Linked DNA regions of Mus musculus: regions 2, 3 and 4 are each linked to region 1. Evidence: chromatin loops called from intact Hi-C (ENCODE). Cell type or tissue: left cerebral cortex. All regions are shown on one strand. Region 1 has its middle 110 kb from the start of Mir6540. Region 2 overlaps 4932412D23Rik (RIKEN cDNA 4932412D23 gene). Region 3 overlaps Gap43 (growth associated protein 43). Region 4 has its middle 21 kb from the start of Gramd1c.

What was found. Hi-C counts contacts between places; a loop is a spot of excess contacts. Peaks named below come from ENCODE experiments on the same cell type or tissue, not always from the same donor. Only the 100,000 strongest peaks of a DNase experiment are listed, where the experiment ranks them.
Region 2: a loop joins it to region 1, with 8 times the contacts of the local background. A loop is called at or near these places in 14 of 42 quality-filtered maps.
Region 3: a loop joins it to region 1, with 8 times the contacts of the local background. A loop is called at or near these places in 5 of 42 quality-filtered maps.
Region 4: a loop joins it to region 1, with 3 times the contacts of the local background. A loop is called at or near these places in 3 of 42 quality-filtered maps.

The regions. Positions count from the first base shown.
Region 1 is chr16:42,188,785-42,191,284 of GRCm38, reverse strand. No RefSeq gene overlaps it. Among named protein-coding and RNA genes, the nearest start is that of Mir6540, 110 kb to the left of the region's middle. In left cerebral cortex, CTCF peaks have their summits at 416 (motif pointing left) and 1,011 (motif pointing left); DNase peaks (open chromatin) are centred at 406, 932, 1,668 and 2,128; H3K4me3 peaks cover 1,481 bases; H3K27ac peaks cover 1,364 bases.
Region 2 is chr16:42,781,291-42,783,790 of GRCm38, reverse strand. All of the region lies in intron 1 of 4932412D23Rik (RIKEN cDNA 4932412D23 gene), which reads left to right. Among named protein-coding and RNA genes, the nearest start is that of 4932412D23Rik, 93 kb to the left of the region's middle. In left cerebral cortex, a CTCF peak has its summit at 1,168; a DNase peak (open chromatin) is centred at 1,192.
Region 3 is chr16:42,275,250-42,277,749 of GRCm38, reverse strand. All of the region lies in intron 2 of Gap43 (growth associated protein 43), which reads left to right. Among named protein-coding and RNA genes, the nearest start is that of Mir6540, 27 kb to the left of the region's middle. In left cerebral cortex, a CTCF peak has its summit at 1,115 (motif pointing left); DNase peaks (open chromatin) are centred at 1,113, 1,634 and 1,933; H3K4me3 peaks cover 748 bases.
Region 4 is chr16:44,062,187-44,064,686 of GRCm38, reverse strand. It overlaps a transcript of Gramd1c not described here. Among named protein-coding and RNA genes, the nearest start is that of Gramd1c, 21 kb to the right of the region's middle. In left cerebral cortex, a CTCF peak has its summit at 1,239; DNase peaks (open chromatin) are centred at 1,346 and 1,498; H3K4me3 peaks cover 895 bases; H3K27ac peaks cover 668 bases.

The sequences.
Region 1 (2,500 bases):
GGAAAAGGCACCTGTGTATTCTCACAACTTAAAGGCAAGGAAAATGCGGGCAGTTAATTTCTTAACTAACCTTACCTCATCATATAAAAGTTGAACACCGTTATTTTACTACCCGTCTTGTAAAAGCAGTGCGCACCTGGCTCAGAGCCGCCAACAAATGGCTATTACTCTGCCATCATTGTGGTCTTTCTCTCCATCCTATCCTGCTTTGGAAATTTATTGGAGGGATCAGAATCTCTGTGGGGCTCCAGACTCTCAAAGTGTGCTTGCTTAAGGCGTGGTGGTATGTGATACATGGTGTGGGGTGGGGTGTGTGTGTGTGTGTGTGTGTGTGTGTGTGTGGACTTGTGTGTCCAGCCACAGAGAATCCTCAGGTTGACAGAAGCGTTACCGCCATCTGCTGCTGAATTGAGCCTACTGCGATTTGCAGGAAACTGAACCCGCAGGGGAAGAATGTTAATCAATCCTTCCCCTACACGGAGCCTGTGGGCTACTTCTAATCTCGCCTGTCACCCAAAAGGCCAAGCAAGCTGCTGTTTGGATTCACAGTGACCTGGCTAACAAAGATGAAGGCTCCAGCTACTCCAGCTACCTGGGAAGGGGACTGAGGAGCTCAGGAATGTGACCCCCTTGCATCGCAGGCGGGGAAGAGCTGGGGCAGGGAAGCAAAGGGGACCTCGGTAGGCTGCTGGGCTCCTAGGGGCTCCCCCAGCTATGCTTCTTGATGCTCTGATCGTAACGGCACCACTGGCTCCTTTGTTTCGGGAAAAGATCTATCTGTATTGGCCTGAGGCAGACTTTACCCCTCCCGCTTGCATCAGGAATCCTTTGCTTCTTCGCCGCGCCCATCCGTGGACATCCAGGGAGCAGGCGGAAACCTTACGCGGCTGTCAGCAGCGGTGATGGGTGACGCCAAGAGAGCAGCCGCTGGCGCCCGCCCTCCAAGCACTTCCTGCCGCGCTGGATGGCGGTGCGGGCTCGCTGGCGCGCACCTCTGCCCCCTCGTGGCACGTGCAAGCATCGCGGCTTCGCAGACGCCACAGCCCACCCGCACCCGAGGCGGGGCGGGGACACTGGAGTGCTTTTCATAGGGACTTTTTTTTTTTTTTTTCCTTTCGTTTCCATTCAACTCCTGGCATCACAAAAAGGGTTTCCAGGTTCACTCAGTTACTTATTAATGGCAGAAGTGAGGGTGGGTGAGGGGGATAGAGCGAAGAAAGGAAAGAGACTAAAAACATGTTTGCGGCGAGGAAAGAGAGGATTAGGAAAAAATTGAACGATGTTAAGAAGGGAGAGAGGCAAGGTGACAGTGACGAGAGACTGGAGTGACAGCAGAGGTTGTGGGAAGAATACAAGGAGCAACAGTTTGGGGGGCGGGGGGAGGCTGCTTCCGCTCAAGAAAAGGAGGGCGTGACATCCGGGAGAGGTAAAAGCTCATTTTGATGAAGTGAACCCTGTGAACATTTCAATATGCCTCTCTCCTAGTTTACATCCCATTTTGGTTGACAGCTGCTGAAAATGAGTTTCCATCTTTCTGTCTTGTTTTAATATTCTCTTGTATCCCACATCTCTGAGATCATTAGAGGCAGAAAACAATTATGTCATCCATCCCTGTGCCTGATAGAATCCTCAGGCACATGCTGGCTTATTAACTCCAGTCTTTCCCTGCCACCATCAGCCGCATCTTTTTGTTCTTCTTCTGATTCATGCACAGTCACACGCAATCTCTCCCCCTCACGGCTGATCTCTATGGACTCACGGACCCTTAGGGAAATACAAGTGTAGCTGCAAAGAATCCAATTGCATGTGACAAATACTTTTCCAGGGCTTCTGCCACCTATTCGTCAACAACAACAACAACAACAAAAAGTAAAGCTAACCTGTAAAAGCCACAGGGAGTCACAAACAGTGCTTCTTTGGAGTCACATCTGTAGCCCTTGACTCCTCCCTTTTGTCTTCTTCGACACAACAAAAGGAAAGAGATTTTGCTGGTTCTGTGTTGGCCTGATCTCCATGCAAGCTGTAAAAAAGGTTGAAAGGAATTTTCTAGACACCAGCCTTAGTCACTACTATTTTGCCAACACTGTTGAATTTGATTCCAAAATTGGAGAGGGAGGTCACATTTCAAAAGCCTGGACAGGATGATAAAAACTGTTTTGGCAGAAGATTAATCGTTGCAGATGGGTGTGGGCAGTGGTGCCCAAACTCATTTACCATAACAAATGGTTTCATGAAAATGTTTTGGTCAATACAGCTTATTTTACCACATTGTGGGCTGGTTGTAGGGGTGGAATGGGCATCTCCTGATTCAGTGTTATCAAGATTCTTTCAGAGGCTCCTCTCAGGAAGGGAGCCTCCTTCTGGACAGTGCCAAGGATACCTGAAGATAGAAATTCAGCTTGGACACAAGCCATTTTCCATTACAGCCAATGGACTGTGTTGCAGAAAAGCACCTTAAATGGGGGAAAATACTTTGGGAATCTGAAACCAACCAACCAAC
Region 2 (2,500 bases), 590 kb before region 1:
CATGCAGGTGTGTGTGTGTGTGTGTGTGTGTGTGTGTGTGTGTGTGTGTGTGGTTTGTTTTTTGTCTTAAGTCAGTTTTCTTACATTCAACATTACACCTGTGTGTAACATGACTAGGGTTTTTTTTTCCTGTACTTTTTAATTTTTATTTATTTATTTATTTATTTATTTATTTTATTTATTTATTTTGGTTTTTCAAGACAGGGTTTCTCTGTATAGCCCTGGCTGTCCTGGAGCTCACTTTGTAGACCAGGCTGGCCTCGAACTCAGAAATCCGCCTGCCTCTGCCTCCTGAGTGCTGGGATTAAAGGCGTGCGCCACCACGCCTGGCCTAATTTTTATTTTTAAAAGTATTTTTTTGTCTATAACATGTATTTTAGTGCTTGGTGCCTATAAGCAAACCGAGTATGCTTCCAAGTTTAAATGATTCTAAGATTAAGGAATGACAGCACTTATTTGAATTTCTTGACATTGGCTCACGCCTTTAATCCCAGCACTTGGGAGGCAGCGGCAGGCAGATTTCTGAGTTAATCTCATCTCATTAATCCCAGCCTGGTCTACAAAGTGAGTTCCAGGACAGCCAAGGCTACACAGAGAAACCCTGTCTCGAGAACCAAAACAAAAAACAAAAACAAAACAAAACATAAAACAAAACAAAACAAAATTTCTTGACTTGAAACCCAAGCTGAATTTATGAGTTCAGAGAGAACCAATTGTTCATAGCCATAAACTATAGTGACGCCAGCTAGAGATTGCTTATGTATTGTTGAATACCCACTATGCATGAATCTTTGAAGGTATTCTGATAGTTATGAAGGCAAGTAAAGGAGGAGGAGGAGGAGGAGGAGGAGGAGGAGGAGGGGTGGCAGTGGCTCATATTCTCAAGGAGTCTATCAGTCTTATCGGGGAAACAGAGCACTAAACTCAAATGATTATTCCAGGCAAAATTAAGAATCTACAAAACAGAAACAGCTGAGAAGATGCAGGCGCATCGATAAAGCATGACCCATCTCCCAGAAACCTATAAAAGTCCCATTGAGATAAACTTTGAGCTTCCTCTAACCTTCCAGCTTCTAAGATTTCATTAAAATTCTCTGTACAAAAGTAGGATCTTTATTCCCACTGGCTAGCCATTAGAGTTTATGGCTGTTCAGCGTATCCAGCACTTAGTCAAGAGGGGGCAGCATTCATCCTTTTTCTGAAACGAGTAGAACTCTGGCTGCCTGTCTTTCTAGGAAAAGAATACTTTAATCAGATAGAATTTCAGAGCATGCATATATTTTATGCCCCTGTTTTAATTGTTTGTTTATAGAGATGGTAACTGATGTGTACAGCTATGTTACTGAGACCAACAAATGAGTCCTGTTTAAGTAAGTGGAGCTGTGTCAGTGCCCAGAGATCCCCTTTCTCTGCCTTTGTCCCTTTCCTGGGCGTGGCAGCCTTGCTCAGACTCAGATTGCAAAAGGGCGGTGGCTGAAATGAACAAAAGAATTCAGACTTCTACTTTTCCCCAAAGAAAAGGCCAGCCAAGGGGAAGCCCCGGGAAAAAAAGGACTGTGTGTCTCCCATTGTTCTAACTATCTGATGCTTTCTTTCTTTTTCTTTCTTCTGAATGTTTGTTTACCTTAAACCTGTATTTGTAAGCATTGTTATTATAATAAAGGTAACTAAATAATCCCACTGGGGATTAGTGGCTGCCTTCTGTTTTAGGGGTGGTCTCCTTATCAACCAAGTAACCCTTAGAGCCCTTAGAGTTAAAGCAATGCATAGTGCCTGGTAGTTCTTTTCCAGCAGAAGCAGGGGCAGGGGCGTGGTAGTGAAAACTGAGAGAGGTTTAGCTGAAGCTATCAGACCACGTGTCTCTCTGACCTCCAACTGCCAGACCTCCAGATAACCAACTCCCTTTTGTTAGTGAGCCACTTTGATTTTAATGAGAGACATATAACCCCTCCCATGTTTTACGTGATTGACTTTGAGAAAATCAATGTTGATGGCCAAAAACGCCAAATTAACATCAGAGTAGATTTCCTTATACTGTATACAGCCTTAAATAGCCCTCTGAATGACATTTTGTTTTTTATTTAAGGAGTAGACCTTAGCCAAATGTCCTTGAATGATAAAAGAGAGTTGGCCCTCCCCATAATTAGCTTTTGTAAATATCAAGTCAAGGGTCAGAGCAAAGGTCATCTGATTTCTTTCTTTTGTGTAGAACAAGGGGCTTTAGTGACCATGACTGATTTTAGATCCAGCAAAGAATGAGGTCATTGCTTTTTACACAGACTGCATTGGATGAATCACAGAAACCATGGCAGTAACGTGAATACCAAATAATAACTGATAATTTGCGTACCAGTTACAAATACGCCTAATCTTAGATCTAGTAAAATGCTTTACTCTGTCAAGGAAATGAGGCTGCGGGATCAGCTCCTGAAAGGATTGCCAGTGACCTCATGCAGCTGTGATGTGAAGCTACAAAGCACTTGTCACATGCCACAGCTGA
Region 3 (2,500 bases), 86 kb before region 1:
TTAGATTTCAATCTTCTTAGGAAACTTAGATGTCACTTTGACCGAGGCATAGCGGGTCTCACAGAGTCCTTTCATCTCCTGGAATGGTCTGTAACATGTTTTACTGTGTGTCAATATGGATGAGAGTTTGGTCTTTCATCAGCTATTCAGCTGGGACCAGTTTTCAAAACTGTTCAGCCCACTGTACTCGAACAATCCCCAGGACGGGCTGTGCGTGTGTGTATTCTAATGAAAAGTGACGTGTCTTGTAGGATCACCTTGAACAGTCACATAATGAGTTAGGCTCATCGTGGAGGAGACAAGGTAACCCAAGGAGCTCGTTTCATTGTCATACAGATAACTTTCCTTTGCTAGCAGGTGTGACTTACGCAAGAGCTCTAGGCGTTGTAAAGAATACTGGTATATAAAAGTAAAAAGAAAAATGCTGTTGTTCAGTGTACAATCTGGAAGCAATGTAAGGCCTTTAAAAAGGAGCAAGCAAGCAAACAACAAGCAAACAAAACGAACTCCTGGCCCCAGAGCTATGTGAAAGTATGTGTTTGACTGGAAACACAGTCTAATTGCAGAGAGTAAGTTCAGATGTCACCAGGGTGGCAGGTATCTGAATGAAGGAAGTGAACTTAATTAGGCAACATTGCTATAGCACCAGGGAGGGGAAGGTGACTGTGTTAGACCTTAAAATGTTCAGACCTGAAGTGATTGGGGCTTTAAACTAAACAATGGCAGATGCTTTTGCTACATTAAAATAGTATGACAACTGATGTCATAGTATTTTATGGATTCAAAGGTCTTAGATATAAGATAAGACCTTATCCTATAGAGATAAGGCCACTGCAAAGCATTACCTGCTCTCGAAATCCATTTCACAATGTAACATTAATTTTAGTTCATCCACTCCCATGACTTCATGACTTTGGTAAACAATATTTCTAGACTTAGATTTTGGTTACCTTTAAAAGGACTTAAAAATACAATTAACTTCAGAAAGGCTTCAAAGTAGGACCTTGCCACAGCAAATCGTTCCTGAACCAATTGTGTGCTTTGCTTTGGATTCGTGGCTGGTCCGCAGACCTCAAGGTCGGGAACAGTATTACTCTGTTGCCCTCTGCTGGGGAAAAATGGGAAGTTCACCAAGAAACAATGGCGCCCAGGCCTTTTCAACGCAAGGAATTTGGGTGACACTGAAGTCCAAAGCAGCCTTCAGGCACATTCATTTAATGCTGATCACAGGCCTCCCAGTCAGGTACACTTCGGCATTATGTCTGTATTCCTTAAGTAAAAGGAGTAATTGGATTTTTTTCTGCAAGAGTGTAAAGCTAAATTTTAAAAGTAGTTCAGAAAAATAGTCCGGCTTTTTCCTTGGCTTGAGCGCTGGGGGCTCCTTTCCAGAGCACCGTGTGTGCTTCATCGTGGGTGGTGAACATCTTGCCACCAGAATAAACTAGGGTGGGGCTCCGAAGTCATTTCTAAGCTCTGTTCGATTTATTATTATTATTTTTAATGGCGAGGAAATGTGCATTGATACTCATGACTGATTTCTCTTGTCTCAAATTATCGAGTTAATGCCTTGGTGTTAAATTAGATTGAGAGTGTTCTCTTTGGTGTTCCTTTGGTTTTCTGCTCAGCTGACTTTTTTTCTCCTGCTAGAGGTGAAAGATTCTCTGTAATTAAGAAAGGGGTGGGGCGGGTGCTAAGAGATAAAGAGAGAGATGAGCTGTGAATTGTCACGTGTGCAAATTGATGACAAACTTCTCAAAGAAAACGATGGGAGCCAAGTGAGGTAAGAAAAAGGGACATTACATTCTAATGGTCCTTTTTTATTATTATTTTAAAGGATCAATAATATGTACATGATGCTCTGCCTGCGGTTTCCATAACAACCCGCCTCATTGAAAGACGGCAGGCTCCGCAAATCTCCAATTATCAGCCTTCCAGGGCTTATTAATGGAGCCGAGGATCCCAGTGAAGCAGGCAGCTCATTGTTGGCACGTGCCTGGTGGGCTGGCAAGAGGGTGGGAGCAGAGTGAAGTGGAACTGTGTAGCGAGCCAGCAGCCATTTGTCCCCTGTCGCTTCTGGGGGGTGGGGGGAGATGCAGCCACTCAAGAGACCTGAGCACATCTTCTGAAGCCTCCTGGGGCTGTACTGATGTGGCAGGCAGCTGAGGGCGGAGGGTGTAGACTGCCCTTTCAGCTACATACCAACCGTCATCCTCCTGTAGTAAATCTACAAGAATATAGTACTTGCTCCATTTGTCTATTGAAGTCCCATAATTTATTGAGGATTCTTCACAATAACAATTGTGACTCTGTTCCCAATGCTATCTATCCCAAGTCTTAATTAAAATGTGAAAACAACCTAATTCGTATCTGATCACTTCGAATTTGTCAGTCCTTGGTCTGACAATCATCTATTAGGTCCTTACGAAAAGTCATTGGAAGAGCAAAGGACTTAGTAGAGAATACCGTTAATCTTAGCACTCCAGAAATAGAGGTGAGTGGA
Region 4 (2,500 bases), 1.9 Mb before region 1:
ACTCTGGTCCTTGCTTATCATCTCCTTTCTCTTTGCTACTGTCTTACTCTTTCAGTAATTCTTGTTTCAATTCCAAGCCTCTGCTTTTCTTACTCTGTGGTCTTAACTTGTTCCTCTAGTCAGTCACCTGCTCTTACACTTAACATTATAACCACAACCTGCTACCACCCCAGCCCTGAGCGCCTTTTCTTCTTCTAATTGGTGGCTTCTATTACCATCCATCCTTCAAGCCTAAGTAGATGTTAACACTGTTCACCCGAACACTTTTCAGTATCCTTACCACTATTTTCCTTAAATGATAATTTTTAGAGGTGTGTGTGTGTGTGTGTGTGTGTGTGTGTGTGTGTGAACGTGAATGCAAGGTTGTGCACTTAAGTGTAGTACTGGTGGAAGCTTGAGTTCCAGGAGACTGTGAGTTGCCTGATGAGGGTTCTGGGAAATGAACGCTGGTCCTCTGCATGGACAGAAAGCACACTGAACACTGAACCCCTGAACCACCTCTCCAAACCCCTCGTATTTTTACTCTAAGGTGCCAATGCTAGAAACCAGGCTGTGCCTCTCCACGGGGCTCTATCTAGTTCTGTTTGTTCTAGTACTTAATTGTGTTTGCGTAGTGAGTTTTATTGGTATAAAAGAGAAACAAAATTTTATCAGATGTTTTGTTTGTTTTGCTTTTTTCTTTTTTTCCCCCTTTTCCCTCGTGAGACAGAGTCTCCCTGTTGCCCAAGTCTGGTCTTGAACTTGAGTGTGGTCAGGCTGATCCCCAAGTCACAGTTTTCCTGCCTCCCTACTTCTTATCGCCTGCCTGTTCTATTAGATTTTATTGTACGTTTTTTAAAAAGATTTATTTATTTATTATATGTAAGTACACTGTAGCTGTCCTCAGACACTCCAGAAGAGAGAGTCAGATCTTGTTATGGATGGTTGTGAGCCACCATGTGGTTGCTGGGATTTGAACTCCTGACCTTCGGAAGAGCAGTCGAGTGCTCTTACCCACTGAGCCATCTCATCAGCCCTTTATTGTACATTTTAATGAGGTCTAGTACATTCATATTAGAGAACAACCATCCTATCTGCAGAACACTATCTTCTTCTGCCCAAACTGAAATTCTAGGCCCATCAAAGAATAACAAACCCTCTGCTTTTCAAGGCTCATCACTGATCCCAGGGTGGTTAACGCCCTGGCTCACAAATTAGCCTTTAAGGACTTCGCCAAAGGCAATAGTCATTAATTGCCGCCAGAGGACGCAAAGCGCTCGGCCTGATCTGGAGGTGGGGAGTCCGAGGGCCGCAGCCAGGACCGCGCGTCGGGCACGCGCCTGTCCGGCCCTCTCCCACCCGGGAGCTCTCAGGGACGCGCGTGCGGGGTGTCGCGGGAGGGTGCGGCGATGGAGGGCGCTCTCACGGCGCGCCAGGTAAGCAGCCTCGAGGGGCTGGCTCCCGAGAGGTGGCTTCGCCTGCAGTTTCCTCTGCACGGTTGTTTGAACCCGCTCCGATTATGATAATTAATTCCTCCCTTCCCTTTCCTCTGTACTCTTTGGCGTAATTCGAAAAGTTGTTACCAAGGAAACGGTTTCCTGTGTCTCCCGCGAGCCTGTTCCTGGCTAGGCGACGGAGTGTTAAGTGCTTGAATTTGGTCCCTGAGTTCAGATATCTCAGCCCCAGACCCCAGTGAGTCTGGTTCCATTGTGATTTTTGACTTGGTATTCCTCTTGCCAGCCTTTCCGTCGTTGGTTAGCAGGGCTCACAAAGTTTAAGTCTCAATCAAGTTTTTGGTTTCAACTAGTTTTGTCGTTTGTTTATTATTATCCTATCTGACAAATGGGTAAGTTGGTTATTAGCTTTAGGGTGAAAGCCTTTCATTGCGGGCTTACTCGTGTTTCTCAACAGTTATCCTCACTGTATTACAGTGCTTGTGTGTAGATATTTTTCTTTCAGAGAAGTATTTTAGTGTAGTGAAGGGTATAGTTCAAAAAAACTGTTGGAGGAATAAATGAATGAATGCATTATTTCAATTGACTGACAAACCATTACTATGAGATAGGATACTGGTGAACTCTGTACAACAACTGTCAGGCAGGGTTGGACCTAACAGCCAAAGTAAGGAGTGTGTGTGTGTGTGTGTGTGTGGGGGGGTATCCCTTCTGTGGAATACAGCTAACATAGAACTGATAGTGCCATGCTCAAACCGTAAGAGTGTGAAATGATATGTCTATTGCTGACATAATTGAGGTCTCTGGGGGAGAGCAGGGAAGGCCTTCCCAGAGCAAGGTGAAGAGCCTCCTGGGGCTGGTAGATCAGGTTAGCCTGGCTGGTCAACAGGCCAAGGAGCCCAGGGTTCTGCTTGTCTTCACTGTCCCAAAGCTGAGATAACAAACATGCCAGGATGCTGAGCCTCTGTGTGTGTGTGTGTGTGTGTGTGTGTGTGTGTGTGTGTGTGTTGGGGAGGATCTGGGGGTGAATTCTGGTCCTCATGCTTGATGTCTTACCTACTATGCTA